2 separate regions of the Homo sapiens genome follow, and region 2 is linked to region 1. A link is a contact called in ENCODE Hi-C data. All regions are on one chromosome and are shown on one strand. The core of a region is the stretch at or near the end of the contact, and the rest is flanking DNA. Distances in the headings are between cores, read along the strand shown.

The links. A loop is a pair of places that touch in the nucleus more often than their neighbours do. Pooled maps may share reads with other maps.
Region 2: a pooled map shows a loop between it and region 1 (13-fold over the local background). The contact joins the promoter of LDAH here to the promoter of SMC6 in region 1. A Hi-C loop is called at or near these places in 7 of 50 pooled maps.

The regions. Positions count from the first base shown.
Region 1 is chr2:17,750,073-17,757,906 of GRCh38, forward strand. It overlaps SMC6 (structural maintenance of chromosomes 6), which reads right to left and starts at 3,738. Exons shown (of 28, transcript NM_001142286.2): 1 at 3,554-3,738; 2 at 2,906-2,992. GEN1 (GEN1 Holliday junction 5' flap endonuclease) reads left to right here and starts at 4,066. Exons shown (of 14, transcript NM_001130009.3): 1 at 4,066-4,273. RefSeq lists silencers at 3,214-3,573, 3,714-3,853.
Region 2 is chr2:20,819,397-20,827,230 of GRCh38, forward strand. It overlaps LDAH (lipid droplet associated hydrolase), which reads right to left and starts at 3,705. Exons shown (of 7, transcript NM_021925.4): 1 at 3,641-3,705. RefSeq lists enhancers at 2,581-3,406, 3,209-3,278, 3,499-3,888.

The DNA of each region.
Region 1 (7,834 bases), core at 2,488-4,987:
AGTCCACCCATCTAAAATTTCAGGATCAGCAAAACCGGGAAGTATAAAGCACAGCATTTCAGTTAATAAAATCTGAACACTTAGATTTCTGTACTGAAAACATCCTGTGGCTCAATATAGAAGATAGATGAAACAGAAAGTAAGAATAGTAGCAGAAGAGATGAGTTGCTAAACAAAAGCAGTGGTAATATCAGGGACAAAGGGAAGAGATAAAACAAGAGATTTAAAAGACTGAATTAGTAGAATTGGTGAGTACAAATGGGTGAGTAGAATTAACATCTGCTGAATAACTACATACTTAGCTTTTGAGATGAACACTTTCTATTTCCTTTGATCCCCAACATCTTTATGAGATAAATATTGCCCTTATTTTTACAAAAGGAGAGACTGAGGCACAAGTAAATGACTTGAATTTATGTAGCTACAACTTAGTTCTAACATACAAAGGCTTCTATAGCTCTAACATAGCAGAGCTCAGATCCAAATCCAGGTTTGTCAAAACCCAGTTAAACCTCTTTAACGCCCAGGTTCCTACTGGCATAAACTGAAGTTTGACAGTTAATTATTCATAGAGAGTGAAATTGGCTATTAATCTGTCCTTCATCTCGTCTATCCTTCATTAAACTTAAAAAAAAGATTCTATTATTGGCTGGGCGGGTGGCTCATGCCTGCAATCTCAGTACTTTGGAAGGCCAAGGCAGGCGGATCACCTGAGGTCAGGAGTTCGAGACCAGCCTGGCCAACATGGTGAAACCCCATCTCTACTAAAAATACAAAAAAAAATTAGCTGGGCTTGGTGGCGCATGCCTGTAATCCCAGCTACTCAGGAGGTTGAGGCAGGAGAATCACTTGAACCTGAGAGGCAGAGGTTGCAGTGAGCCGAAATCATGTCACTGCCCTCCAGCCTGGACAACAAGAGTGAACAGCTGTCTCAAAAAAAAAAAAAAAAAAAAAAAAGATTCTCTAATGTTACTATTAAAGTCAATCAAAACTTTGGGTGTGCTTTATAAAACTTCATTTTGTGTTTCATCTTCACACTTAATACTAAATGCCATTATAAGTTCATGGAACAGGTTTGGCAAGTAGGGAGAATGAAATTTATTTTATTTGAAAACACTGAGTTTGGGCTGGGCTCAGTAGCTCACGCCTTGTCATCCCAGCACTTTGGGAGGCCGAGATGGATGGATCACTTGAGGTAAGGCGCTCAAGACCAGCCAGCCCAACGTGGTGAAACCCCATCTCTACTAAAAATACAAAATTAGCCAAGTGTGGTGGTGCATGCCTGTAATCCCAGCTACTCCGGAGGCTGAGGCAGGAGAATCGCTTGAACCCGGGAGGCAGGATTGCACCACTGCACTCCAACCTCGGCGACAAGAGTAAAACTCTGTCTCAAACAAAAAAAAAAAAAAAAGAGGAAAAAAAAGAAAGAAAGAAAACACTGAGTTTCAAGTGCTCCTAAGGTATTTTGAGATAGAGGCCAGTCAGTAGTAAAGGATACTCTGCAATGGAGAAAGATTTGTGGGTGGAGCTAAGGAAGCTACTGGAAGTAGTTTGAATTTGGTGACCAAGAAAAGCATGCTCAGAGAGAAAAGATGTTAACTTGTTTAAATAGTGAATCAAAAATGCTAACATTAACCTAAGCAACTACGCTTGACCCTCAGTCAGCTGGACTTATCGTTGTGTATAAAGAACTATGGCATTTAATTGTGTCTTAAATATAATGCAAGCTATCACGGTAAAATTTTGAGTTACTTACTAATTCCTAAAAGTAAGCCAAGTACAGCTTTAATTATTTTTCCTAACTTTGGTCTAAAAATGACAGTCAAGATTTAGGTAGGTTTTACATAAAATTCTACAGATTCAGTAAAATACACTCAGTAAAATAAACCTTTGGGGAATAAAACTTGTTTTTCACTGTAATACCTTTAACATGACTTGTGTACTTTTTGCCAGGCTCAATACTAACTGGTTTATACGGATTGCAGACAGATGTCGATATATAACTACATAACTTTCTCTTCCTCTCTGTGTCCACATATTTAAGAATCCTGTCAGCTAGGTACAGTCAATCCCTAAGAATTGGTTCCAAAATGACAGCCCCTCTCTCTCACTCAGATACCAAAATCCACAGATGCTCAAGTCCCTTATATGAAATGGTGTCATATTTGCATATAACCTCCCCACATACTTAAAAGTTATCTCTAGATTACTTATATAACCTAACACAATGCAAATGCTATGTGAATAGTTGTTATACTGTACTGTTTAGGGAATAATGACAAGAACAAAAAAAAGTCTGTGCAACCATCCACTTTTTTTCCTCTGAAATATTTTCAGTCCCTTGATTGAGTCCACGGATACAGAGGATGCACTGATAACTGTATTATTTCTTCCAACTTGCATAAGAAGAACTGAAACTTAAAGAGGTGGTACCAACCTGCTCAGAGTCACACAATTCTGGCTTTTTGTGATATAAATACACGCTTTTAGGCAATATACTAGTGGCCTCCAAACGTTTTGTACTTGCACCCATTAAGCAAAAGAAATTTGAAATACATGTTCCAACATAAAATTAATACCCTATGTTTCACGTAGAAATCAAATGAAATAAATCTAAATAGAAGTTCTAATATGTTCCCTCTCTACCCACACACCCATGGAACAAACTGCATGCCACTGTATATACTATTGTACATGTTAAAAGATCACACTGCAACCATATAAAAGTCAGGAGATTTGGGTTTTTCTTTTTTCCTTTGAATATATATTACTGAGAAGTTTGCCTTTAAAACACTGGCTTTTAATCTACTACTCGTGACATATGCAGAGTAATAAGCGCTCACAAAACTTCTGTCTTGAGGGCTCAAACACCAAATGATTGCTCTAAGAATTTTCACAGTATTACCTCAAACCCTATTGGTTCTACAACCTTTCTCTACCCTAGAGTCCTGTTTTCCGCAATTCCCAATTGGGATTCTTCTCCGGTTCATTTCTGTAAGAAATGAGGGCAGAGAAATGCCATCAGTAAACCTTTGAACACATGTTAATTTTTCTAGGTAATACAATTTGCATTTTCGTAAAACTGGGCTTTAATGACAAATCCGATTTCAGTGATCTTTGCATACACCCTTTAAACACACCAGTTGCCGCCTGCGAGATATCATCAGACTCATGCTAAGAGCCACTCCCTACCCCAGCTTTCCCCAGACCTCTCCCCGCTTTACAGTTATTCGCCACAGCCCGGGAGAGTCTGGGGACGGCCGCCTGGGAGGGGACGGCCGCCTGGGAGGGGACGGCCCGGAGCAGACGCCAGGTTTCCCGCGGCTCAGGAGACCGGTGCCGCCTCGGAGAGCGCGCGAAGGTGCCGCCGGCCGCCCGACCCGCCCGAGGAACGGACATCTCCCGCCCGGGCCCGCAAGGACGACCATGAACACCGCCGCAGCTCAGCTGACCCTGCCTCTCCCGGGTGGCTGGGGGTCGCCAGCCAAGGGGGCAGCGGGCGGAGGATGAACCCCGGAGCAAGGGAAAGCGACAGCGCGCGCCTTCACCCTACCGCCAACAAGTCGAAGTCTCCCAAAGGAACCTGATCGGCGGGGCTGCCGTGGTACGACCGGCCGCTAAGGCCACCCTGCGGGCGTCTCGACCTCGGCTGACCGCCGCTGGCCCCCTGGGAACCGCGTGCCGGCCGCAGGAGAAGGTAGATTCCCGGGAGCCCCGGCGCCCACCGCGGTACTAACCGCGCCTGCGCCCCGCCCTCCCTCCCTTCGGGCTCCGCCCGCGCCTGCGCAGTTGCGGGGTTTCGCGCCGCCGGAGTCTGAGAGGCCGGAAGTGCCCCTTAGCGGGTGGGGGAAGCTGGTAGGCACGGGCGGCTCCGCAGTGACCGGACTCGGGGGAGGTGAGTGATTTGCCTAAGTAAAAGGGAAAGATAATTGAGCGCCCCCGGCAGCTGGTCTACGCATGCGTCCGCTAGGCCGGCTGGGAGCCGGCAAGGGAAAGCCGAGCGGGCCCCATTGGGGGAAAGGGGTCAGTCACTTCCCGGAAGAGGCGGGGCCGCGCGGGCCCGGCGCTGGATTCGAAACGCTTCCTGGTGCTCCTGGGCCTGGCGGTTGAGCCCGGGGAGCTAGTCTTTGCTTGGGTAAAGAAAGAGGACTTTCCTTTTTTTTTTTCCTTTTGAGAAAATTCAGAAATTTGGAGGCACAGTAGTTAGGATTCAGGCCAAACTGGTAAATGACGAAGGGGCTTCTTCCAGAGCCAAGGAGGAAGGGTTGTCCGGGTAAGTCCCGCGGGACGTGGAGAGACGGCGCCGCCCGGGTCCTCCCACTGATTCCTTTGACCATCTGGCTTACGGACGAGCTCTTTGTTCGCTGCTCCTCCGAAAACGCCTTCAATGACTCCCTTTGAATAAAGTAGGAAGTCCGAACCGAGCCGCCAGGCCGCGACTTGGCCCCTGTTTTCCACTCGCGAGGGCCCTGCGTCACCCCGCCTCGGGAAAGCTGCGCGTTCTCCGGCCGCTTGCGCTTGGCCGAAGCTGCTGGGTCCCGCTGTGCTTCCCCCGGGCATGCGATGGGGATAATTCCCACGCCTCGCTCAAAGCCATCCCGGGAGAGCCCTCCCTGGTCCCCATAGGCACAGTTGGGTGTTCCCTTTTCCGTGTTAACCTTGTATTTCGGATATAGTTCTGTTATAGTAATTACTTTAAGGTATTGTAGTTATTTACAATCAGTCTTTCCCCCACGGTAACCTAGAGTGTAAACCCCCTAAATAAACGTCAGAAGTAATGAAGTCTTAACTTCCTTGGCTTAGGTTTCAGCGCCCTTCTCAACCCCACACTCCCGCTTCAGTCTTTACACAACCCTTCCCATGAATATGCTGACCTAACAAGTAACCTACTTTTCATACTCCAAAATCTTCTCTTCTGTGTGGGGAAAATAATGCATTGACTGCCACCTCACTCCACCTCCAAATAAATTGATGTTGAAATTCTGGCCTCCGGTAATGGAATTCTTTACATCAAAGTCACTTTTTATTTCTAAAAGTAATCACATATATATTATATTCCTACTGTGGCCCTTGCCATGGATCAACGAAAAATATGACATAGTCAAAATAGACCAAAACATCTGGCCTTGTTGTAACCAATGGGAAACACGGTTGGGAGGTCCCTACTTACATGTCACTTGCTTCAGGAACCGTTCCTTGATTCCTAAGTGGGGGACCTTTTTTCCTAAATACAACTATAGCTTGCTTTCTTACCTCTTAAGCCCTTTTTATCTGCAGTCTCACTTACCCTACTAAGGTCTTTAAATGCAGGGCTTGATCTTCCATTATTGTATCTCCAGCACCTATAAAGCTTTCCTGTTAAATAGTAGACATTTAATAAGTATTTATTGATAAACGTGAAGTATGCCTCAACGTTTAGGCTAAATTCATATGAAAATAAAATTGAAAAAATAATTTTAAAGAACAGCATTAGTTACTGAGATTATGTGGTAAATCCCTTAAAATATAATCTTGCATTGAAATAGTTTTCACCATTTACCAGTCTTTATATGAATATATACTCATCTAAATGGAAATTGGGAAATTTAAGCATTTTCTGCTTTTCCGAAGTAAATTTTCTAATGTTTTTCTTAAAGCTGAACTAAATTGCAAAACTTGCTTTAATAAAGTGTGTATTTTTGCATCAGTTAAGCCCCTGACCTCTTTATGTTCTTTAAATTTGATTCATTAGTGAAATTAACAAGGTTCTGTGTTTTTCTCACCTCATTCAGTTTTATAATTAACCAATAAAAGCTTATTAGCTTTTAAGGAAGTTTTAGGAACTTAAATTGATTTATGGGCACCATATGGTTACATCAAAGGACTTGTTTTTGTTTTAACTGGAAGTGGATTCTTAAGTCCTTTAAGATGGAAATTTATGTTCTTTCTATTATACCAAGCAATACTTTCTGAAATAGAGTGATTTTTTTTTATTCCATGCTACCAGTTGGTCATGCAATTCAAATATTAAATACTAGATTACAGATATTAGAATCTTGTAATGCATCTGGTTTAATACCTGTCATTTTGTAGAACGGTTAAATGTCTTCCCAAGGTCATACACCTAATCAGTGGTATATTCAAAACCCAAATCCTAGGCTTCCTATCTGAAGTCCATTGCTTATGAAGTGGTTTGCTATGTGTTCTGACTTTGTTGATTCAAATAAGTAAGCTAAATCAATTTAAGCCATTAATAGGTTTATAAAGTTATTTGCTATGTGTTGTTCTTACATCATTGATTCATGTAAGTAGACTTGTGTGACAGCTAATTCTTAAAAAATTATGAAGATGTTAGACTTCTTTTGATATATATATGTTGATTGTATGAACAGATTGACATCAATATACTTATTCATTATAAAAGATTTGAGTGGGAACTCACCAAATCCCACACCAAAAAAATTTAAAATTTTACCATAGTAAAAAAAACTAAAAAGCAAGATGAAATTATACATAGTTCTTGGTGTAGTATTTTTAATTTTTATTATTTATTTTTATAGAAATGGGGTCTCACCATTTTGCCAGGCTGTTCTCAAACTCCTGGCCTCAGGTGATCCGCCTGCCTCGACCTCCCAAAGAGCCAGGATTATAGGCATGAGCTACCATGCCCGGCTAGTGTAGTATTTTTAAATTTTACTTAATGCTGAGCCATTTTCAAATAACCTCATCACATTGATTATGACCTCATGCAAGAACCATCTGTTCTATCTTTCAGTGTAGTTGTACTTTAATATCTTAGAAGCTATTGCATTCTGTCCTTTTTTGGAATGTTTTATGCTTTTACAGTCTTAACCATTGCTTCTTAATATCACTTCCGCGGAACAGCTGGTGCAAAGAACATGTGATAAGGAATGGAAAACAATTGATGATGGAAACAGAGATTTGGAGTTAATTGCGTTCTTAAAATATTATGATGTTCTTTCTAATAAAATGTACATTTCACATAATTTTCCTCTTTCAGAACTAACCATGGTTAATCATTCTTTAAACCAGGTTTGTTTCCGACAAAAGAAATGAAATAATAAAAACTAAATTCTAACTGTAGTAATCATGTGATATTAAAGATATTATTTATGGGGTTAAAAGCCCTCTTTATCTTGCTTAGGGGTTTCCAATAATCGAATCAGTGCTGGACTTTTTTTTTTTTTTTTTAGGCATGGCTGCCCCCTGTTAATAATATATTTAATTAACAGCTTTACACAATGATCTTAATATACTTGAAATACTTAGAGGACTGCAGTTTATAAAATCAAGAGTCTACCTTATTGCTGTTTTATTTTTTTTTTTACCATAACCCTCAGAAGGAATACAGTTAACATCACAGTCCTATATATAAATGTGTGTTTATGTGTGCCATCATAAACATCACTGCACTAGGTGGCAATCTTCACTACTATTCATTTGTGTATGTGTAGTCAACCTACGAAAGGAATCATTAGAAACAGGGTAGGAATGTTGAACCTTAGAACCGGAAGTTGCCAGAGAAAATATGTGCCCTGGCCAACTCCACAGGACTAGTTCTAGGCAATCTGAAGGAAACCAGAAAATGTGAATTTCTCTTCCCTCAAAAAGCTATACTGAAGTAGTATTTAATATTCAAGTACTTGTAAATTTGCAGAACAGTACTTTTTAATTTGACCCATGAATTCTATTTAAATTTGTCACTTAATATTTAGCCAAGAAGCAAACCATCTAAAAAGATTTCTGGTTTATTTCTCCAACTCCTAATAAATAGGGTCACATATTTTTTAACTTTTTTCTAATTTGAAAAGTAATACAGGCATATGGTATTTTA
Region 2 (7,834 bases), core at 2,455-4,954, 3.1 Mb after region 1:
ACATTATGGTAATACTACAAGGGAGAAAATGCTGAAAGCAGAGCAACATTTTAACAAAGAAAAAAGTCCTCGCAAATCAATAAACGTAATCCAGCATATAAACAGAACCAAAGACAAAAACCACATGATTATCTCAATAGATGCAGAAAAGGCCTTTGACAAGATTCAACAGCTCTTCATGCTAAAAACTCTCAATAGATATTGATGGGACGTATCCCAAAATAATAAGAGCTATTTATGACAAACCCACAGCCAATATCATACTGAATGGGCAAAAACTGGAAGCATTCCCTTTGAAAACTGGCACAAGACAGGGATGCCCTCTCTCACCACTCCTATTCAACATAGTGTTGGAAGTTCTGGCCAGGGCAATTAGGCAGCAGAAAGAAATAAAGGGTATTCAATTAGGAAAAGAGGAAGTCAAATTGTCCCTGTTTGCAGATGACATGATTGTATATTCAGAAAACCCCATCGTCTCAGCCCAAAATCTCCTTAAGCTGATAAGCAACTTCAGCAAAGTCTCAAGATACAAAATCAATGTGCAAAAATCACAAGCATTCTTATACACCAATAACAGACAAACAGAGAGCCAAATCATGAGTGAACTCCCATTCACAATTGCTTCAAAGAGAACAAAATACCTAGGAATCCAACTTACAAGGGATGTGAAGGACCTCTTCAAGGAGAACTACAAACCACTGCTCAATGAAATAAAAGAGGACACAAACAAATGGAAGAACATTCCATGCTCATGGATAGGAAGAATCAATATTGTGAAAATGGCCATACTGCCCAAGGTAATTTATAGATTCAATGCCATCCCCATCAAGCTACCAATGACTTTCTTCATGGAATTGGAAAAAACTACTTTAAAGTTCATATGGAACCAAAAAAGAGCCTGCATTGCCAAGTCAGTCCTAAGCAAAAAGAACAAAGCTGGAGGCATCACGCTACCTGACTTCAAACTATACTACAAGGCTACAGTAACCAAAACAGCATGGTACTGGTACCAAAACAGAGATATAGATCAATGGAACAGAACAGAGCCCTCAGAAATAATACCACACATCTACAACTATCTGATCTTTGACAAACCTGACAAAAACAAGAAATGGGGAAAGGATTCCCTACTTAACAAATGGTGCTGGGAAAACTGGCTAGCCATATGTAGAAAGCTGAAACTGGATCCCTTCCTTACACCTTATACAAAAATTAATTCAAGATGGATTAAAGACTTAAATGTTAGACCTAAAACCATAAAAACCCTAGAAGAAAACCTAGGCAATACCATTCAGGACATAGGCATGGGCAAGGACTTCATGTCTAAAACACCAAAAGCAATGGCAACAAAAGCCAAAATTGACAAATGGGATCTAATTTAACTAAAGAGCTTCTGCACAGCAAAAGAAACTACCATCAGAGTGAACAGGCAACCTACAGAATGGGAGAAAATTTTTGCAACCTACTCATCTGACAAAGGGCTAATATCCAGAATCTACAAAGAACTCAAACAAATTTACAAGAAAAAAACAAACAACCCCATCAAAAAGTGGGTGAAGGATATGAACAGACACTTCTCAAAAGAAGACATTTATGCAGACAAAAAACACATGAAAAAATGCTCATCATCACTGGCCATCAGAGAAATGCAAATCAAAACTACAATGAGACATCTTCTCACAGCAGTTAGAATGGTGATCATTAAAAAGTCAGGAAACAACAGGTGCTGGAGAAGATGTGGAGAAACAGGAACACTTTTACACTGTTGGTGGGACTGTAAACTAGCTCAACCATTGTGGAAGTCAGTGTGGCGATTCCTCAGGGATCTAGAACTAGAAATACCATTTGACCCAGCCATCCCATTACTGGGTATATACCCAAAGGAATATAAATCATGCTGCTATAAAGACACATGCACATGTATGTTTATTGCAGCACTACTTACAATAGCAAAGACTTGGAACCAACCCAAACGTCCAACAATGATAGACTGGATTAAGAAAATGTGGCACATATACACCATGGGATACTATGCAGCCATAAAAAAGAATGAGTTCATGTCCTTTGTAGGGACATGGATGAAGCTGGAAACCATCATTCTCAGCAAACTATCGCAAGGACAAAAAACCAAACACCACATGTTCTCACTCATAGGTGGGAATTGAACAATGAGAACACTTGGACACAGGAAGGGGGAGATCACACACCGGGGCCTGTTGTGGGGTGGGGTGAGTGGGGAGGGATAGCATTAGGAGATATACCTAATGTAAATGACAAGTTAATGGGTGCAGCACACCAACATGGCACATGTATACATATGTAACAAACCTGCACGTTGTGCATATGTACCCTAGAACTTAAAGTATAATTTTAAAAAAATTAAAAAAAAGAAAGAAAAAATCCTCCAGTCTGAAGGCATTAAGTTATCAAAAAGCAAAATATTAAAATATAAAATTTTAGATGGGCACCCACTGTGTTGCCCTGATTATCCCCCTAGAATGCTACATGCTGGAAAGAGGGGCCTTAGCAGGTTTCTAAGTCTTTAACCTTCAGGTGGAAAAATGGGGAAACACACAAGAGACACTCCTACGTATAGTTTCAGAAAGAAGTTTAATTAAAAAACAGCTTTTGAGAATAAACATTCTGGAGATGCTTCTAAATCTTCTGGGTTTCTTTTGGTTGTATCTCTTTCTCCATACAGATTTGTTCTTTCAACTCAAGGACTATCAACTCTTTTTTTTTTTTTGAGACTGAGTCTCACTTTGTCGCCCAGGCTAGAGTGCAGTGGCGCCATCTCGGCTCACTGCAAGCTCCACCTCCCGGGTTCACGCCATTCTCCTGCTTCAGTCTCCCGAGTAGCTGGGACTACAGGCGCCCGCCACCACGCCCGGCTAATTTATTTATTTATGTATTTATTTTTGTATTTTTAGTAAAGATGGGGTTTCACCGTGTTAGCCAGGATGGTCTCGATCTCCTGACCTCCTGATCCGCCCGCCTCGGGGTCCCAAAGTGCTGGGATTACAGGCGTGAGCCACGGCGCCCGGCCAGGACTATCAACTCTTGTGTTTGGTACACAGGACACAAAGCAGGTGTCCGGTAACTACTTGCGAGGGAAGATACGAATTAACCAAGGAATAAAGTGTTCCAATCTGCATTCTGTCTTGCGTGGGGAACAAAACCAAACTAAGACCCAAGGATGAGGGTTTACGGTTAAGGTCTTCAGCGTGAATAAAAGGCGGCGTGAGCACTAAACGCCGGGGGCAAAGAACACTCCCGGCCCAGAGTTTGACCCCTCCTAGCGAGTTCTTCCCGGCCAGCTGCCCAACTTTTTGGCCTCTACTCCTCCGCGGGGGCACCATAAGACTCCCTACAGGTGGGCTACACTTAGGGGTTCAAATGCTGCATTACCGCGCTCGGGTGAGCGACTGCCCGGCCTGCAACTCAAGGGACTCCCAGGCCAAGTGGCTCCGAACTCGCGAGCTGTCGGAACAGTATTATTTTTGCTGCTACGGGCCATCTGGCCCAGGGCAACAGGGGCTCTGCGAGGAACCATAGAGAAGAAGGGGCGCCAGATCCCGCGTGCCTGCCCACCCGTCCTTCCTTTGGGCAGTCACCCTGAGCTCGGCAAGCTGTACCTCACCTGTCCACCTGGAAGGCTGCCCGCTCTCCCTGAGGGTCCTGGGAAGGCGGCACGAGACCGGAAGTGCCCCCCTCAGGTGACGTCACAGTACCGCGCCGGAGCTGATCCGGGAAGCCGATGTCAGCCTGGCGCGCGGCGCACAGCTGGCTGGGAGATTTCTTACTGGCTTGGAGCCGGTGGTCCAGATCAGAGAGACCTCTTGGAGGGTGTCGGGGTTTTCCTTTCTTTTTCATTTGAATTTTATCCGCCTTTTATTTTCTGTCATCCTTGATGTGCTTCTGGCTTCTGGCTTCCCTTTCCTTCTCTCTCATTTGTTCCATGTCTGCCCCTCTTTTCTCCCTCTTCCCATTTCCCTCTTTCTGCGTTACTAGTTGCATATCTTCCCCACATACACAGGAAAGTTGATTCTCATTTGATCATGTTCATAAGCATGATCAATAAAGTATTTTTTTAATTAAGGTGTTGCCAACTTTAAGAAAATTCAGAGAATAATATTAAGTATAGAGTTTATTTGGGCTCAGTGCTTGAGAATGGCCACTCAGGAGCTTAGATTCAAGTTGCCTTGAATATACACTCCAATTAGCAGCAGTCGGAGTAGGTTTTTTTTTTTTTTTTTTTTTTTTTTTGAGACGGAGTCTTGCTCTGTCGCCCAGGCCGGACTGCGGACCGCAGTGGCGCAATCTCGGCTCACTGAAAGCTCCGCTTCCCGGGTTCACGCCATTCTCCTGCCTCAGCCTCCCGAGTAGCTGGGACTACAGGCGCCCGCCACCGCGCCCGGCTAATTTTTTGTATTTTTAGTAGAGACGGGGTTTCACCTTGTTAGCCAGGATGGTCTCGATCTCCTGACCTCATGATCCACCCGCCTCGGCCTCCCAAAGTGCTGGGATTACAGGCGTGAGCCGGTTTTTAAGGAAAGGAGAGGAGGCAGAGCTTAACTTGTTTACCAAGAATTTATATTTAAAAAACTTAAGCTATTGACTGGCTATGCTTTCTTCCTTGTATCACAAATTCCAGGAACATAAAGATAATGGGTGAGGCAGCTAATAAAGAACAAAATGCCTTTAACAATTGCCCTAAGGCATGGGAAGGCGTGGCGGAAGCCAGTATTCACTTCTGTCCGGGTCTAATAAATTTTGCATACCTCACATAGCTCAGACAGCTCTGGGCTATTTTTCTTTTCTTAGTATGTACTTTTTTTAGACATAATACTGTTGTACACAATAATCTACAGTACAGTGTAAATATAAATTTTATATGCACTGGGAAACCAAAAAAATTCTGTGAACTGCCTTATTGTGATGTTTGCTTTATTGTGGTAGTATGGAACTGAACCCCCAATATCTTCAAAGTATGCTTGGATTTAAAAAAGAGGTTTACTTAGCTCATGGTTCTGCACATTGGAAAGCTCAAGGGGCATAGTGTGAGCATCTGCTCAGTTCTGGTTAGAGTTTTTTGTGCAGTGTCACAACATGGTAGAAGGTCAAAGGGGAAGCTGATACATGTGAAAACAGACCAAACAGGAGGTGGAAAACAACCCACTCTCTCAGGGACTCTCTCTTTTCCAATCTCTCAAGAGCTGTTATCAAACCAAACTGGAGTCCAATTGCCTGTGCAGCAAGACCAAACACTGACATCAGGATTATAGTGAAAGAAAGTGAGGCATTTATTGTAGGGTCCCAAGCAAGGAGAACTGGTCAGTTAGTGCTTAAGTCTTGAACTCCCTAATTGTTTATAGGTAAGGGTTTTTAAATGCAGGGGTGTCAGAGGTTATAGGCAAAGTCATAAATCAATATATGGAGGTTATATATTGGCTTAACCTAAAAATGCAGTGAGGTAGGATGCAGGAATTGGACACCAGACCAAATTGAGGACTAGCTAAAACAGGGGCAGGGAGGAAGCAGCTTTCCATATTAATGCCCCTTTCCATGGCAACAACCTGACAACCCAGAGGTTACCACCCTTTTCCTAGAAATTTCTGCATAATTCACCCCTTAATTTGCCTGTAATTAAAAATGATTATAAATATGACAGAAGAACTGCCTTTCAGATGCTACTCTGGACACACTGCCTATGGGGTAGCCCTGCTCTGCAAGGAGCAGTATCTCTGCTGCTTCTGGACACTACTACTTCAGTAAAAGTTGCTATTTAACACCACCGGCTCACCCTTGAATTCTTTCTTGGCGAAGCTAAGAACTCTACTGGGCAAATCCCCAATTTGGGGCTTGCCTGCCGTGCATTGGCGGGGCATCTCAAAGAGGGGGGCCCACAGGTCATAGGTGGAATTTAAGGATTTTCTGATTTGTGATTTGTTAAGAAGGTGAAACTCTCTAAAAATTTGATATCAGCAGAAAAGGATATTAGCTTGGGCTCATGGGCATGGCCTCCTTTAAGCACCTCAAGAAGAAATTTAGAACAAAGAATAGTAGTCAGAGTTTAGCCTTCAATTCTCCCTTATTTGAGGCCTGTGTGCCAGTGGATCCATTTAGTGGGGATCTGGGTTTCTGAAAAACAACTTGGGACATATGTTAAGATGTTACCTTTAGTTTTTATAGGAAATACAATATCCCGTGACATTAATTTTTTGGCTATTGTTTTAAGCTCTTATTATCTTCTTGCTTTTAAGTTTGTTTTGTTTTTGTTTTTGTTTTTAGGACTAGCTAGATGTCTGGAATTTTCTTTAAGGAAGTCAAGATTTTTTTTTATTTTCATCTTTTGGTGGAGAGTGCCCTGCAAGCCCTTAAGAGGGGTCTCTGCTGTGTCTCAGAACAAGAACTGACTTTGGCGAGAACAGCAACAATCTCTTCATGAGGGATCCACCCCATGACCCCAACACCTCCCCATAGGCCCCACTTCTGAACATCACCACACTGGGGACCAAATTTCAGCATGAGTCTTTTTGGGGACAAACTATATCCAAACCATAGCAACACATATTGTGATAAGAAATAAACCTTTGTTGCTTAAGGCTTTGGAGGTTGTTGCTGTTGTTTCTTACCACAGTGCCACACAGCCTGTCCAGATTGATGCAGAGGGACAGCCACACAGAGATTCTTTTTTCTCCCTCTTTCGATTTTAATTCCTAATACCCGGGGAAGAATTTCTGATTGGCTCAGCTCAGGTCTTGTCCTAGTCCATTTTCTGTTGCTTATAGTAGAATACCAGAAACTGGCTAATTTGTAAAGAAAAAATTATTTCTTACAGTTATGGAGGCTGAGAAGTCCCAGGTCGAGGGGCTATACCTGGTGAAAGACTCTCTGAAGAGTCTTAAGGCAGCACAGGGCCTCACTTGTCCAGGAGGCTGAGTGTGCTAGCTCAGGTTTCTCTTTCTTTTCTTGGAAAGCCACCAGTTCCCCTCACATGATACCCCTTAATCTAATTCATTAACCTATTGATCCATTAATCTATGAAGGAATTAATCTATCCATGAGGGCCGAGCCCTCCTGATTCAATCACCCCATAAAGGTCCCATCTTTTAATACTCCCCTTTGGGGATTAAATTTTAACATGAGCTCATAAATATATACACTTACTATGTACCCACAAAAATAAAAAACAAAACACATTATTTAAAATGAAATAAATTTCAACATGAATGCTATGGTTTGGATATGGTTTGTTTTGGCCCCCACCAAGTCTCAGATTGAAATGTGGTCCCCAGTATTGGAGATGGGGCCTGGTGGGTAGTGTCTGGGTTGTGGGTTGTGGGTATGGATCCCTCATAATGGCTTGGTGCCATGCTCGCAAGAGTGAATGAGTTCTTGCTCTGTTGCTTCCAATGAGAGCTGGTTGCTAAAAGAGCTGGCACCCCCTCCCTTCTCTCTCTTGCTTTCTATTGCTGTGCAGTTTCTACATACCAGTTCTCCTTCATTTTCCACCATAAATAGAAGCAGCCTGAGGTCTTCACCAGAGGCAGATGCCAGCACCGTGCTTCTGGTACAGCCTACAGAGGTATGAGCCAAACAAACCTCTTTTCTTTATAAATTACATAACCTCAGGTATTCCTATAAAGCAACACAAACAGACTACAACAATGAGTTTTGGAGGGGACAAATATTCAAACCCAGTACCAATTTTCTGTCTTAGCCCATTTACTGTTGCTTATAACAGAATACCTAAAACTGGGTAATTTATACATTTTATTTTATTTAATTTCATTTTCATTTTTCACTGTAACCTTGAACTTCTGGGCTCAAG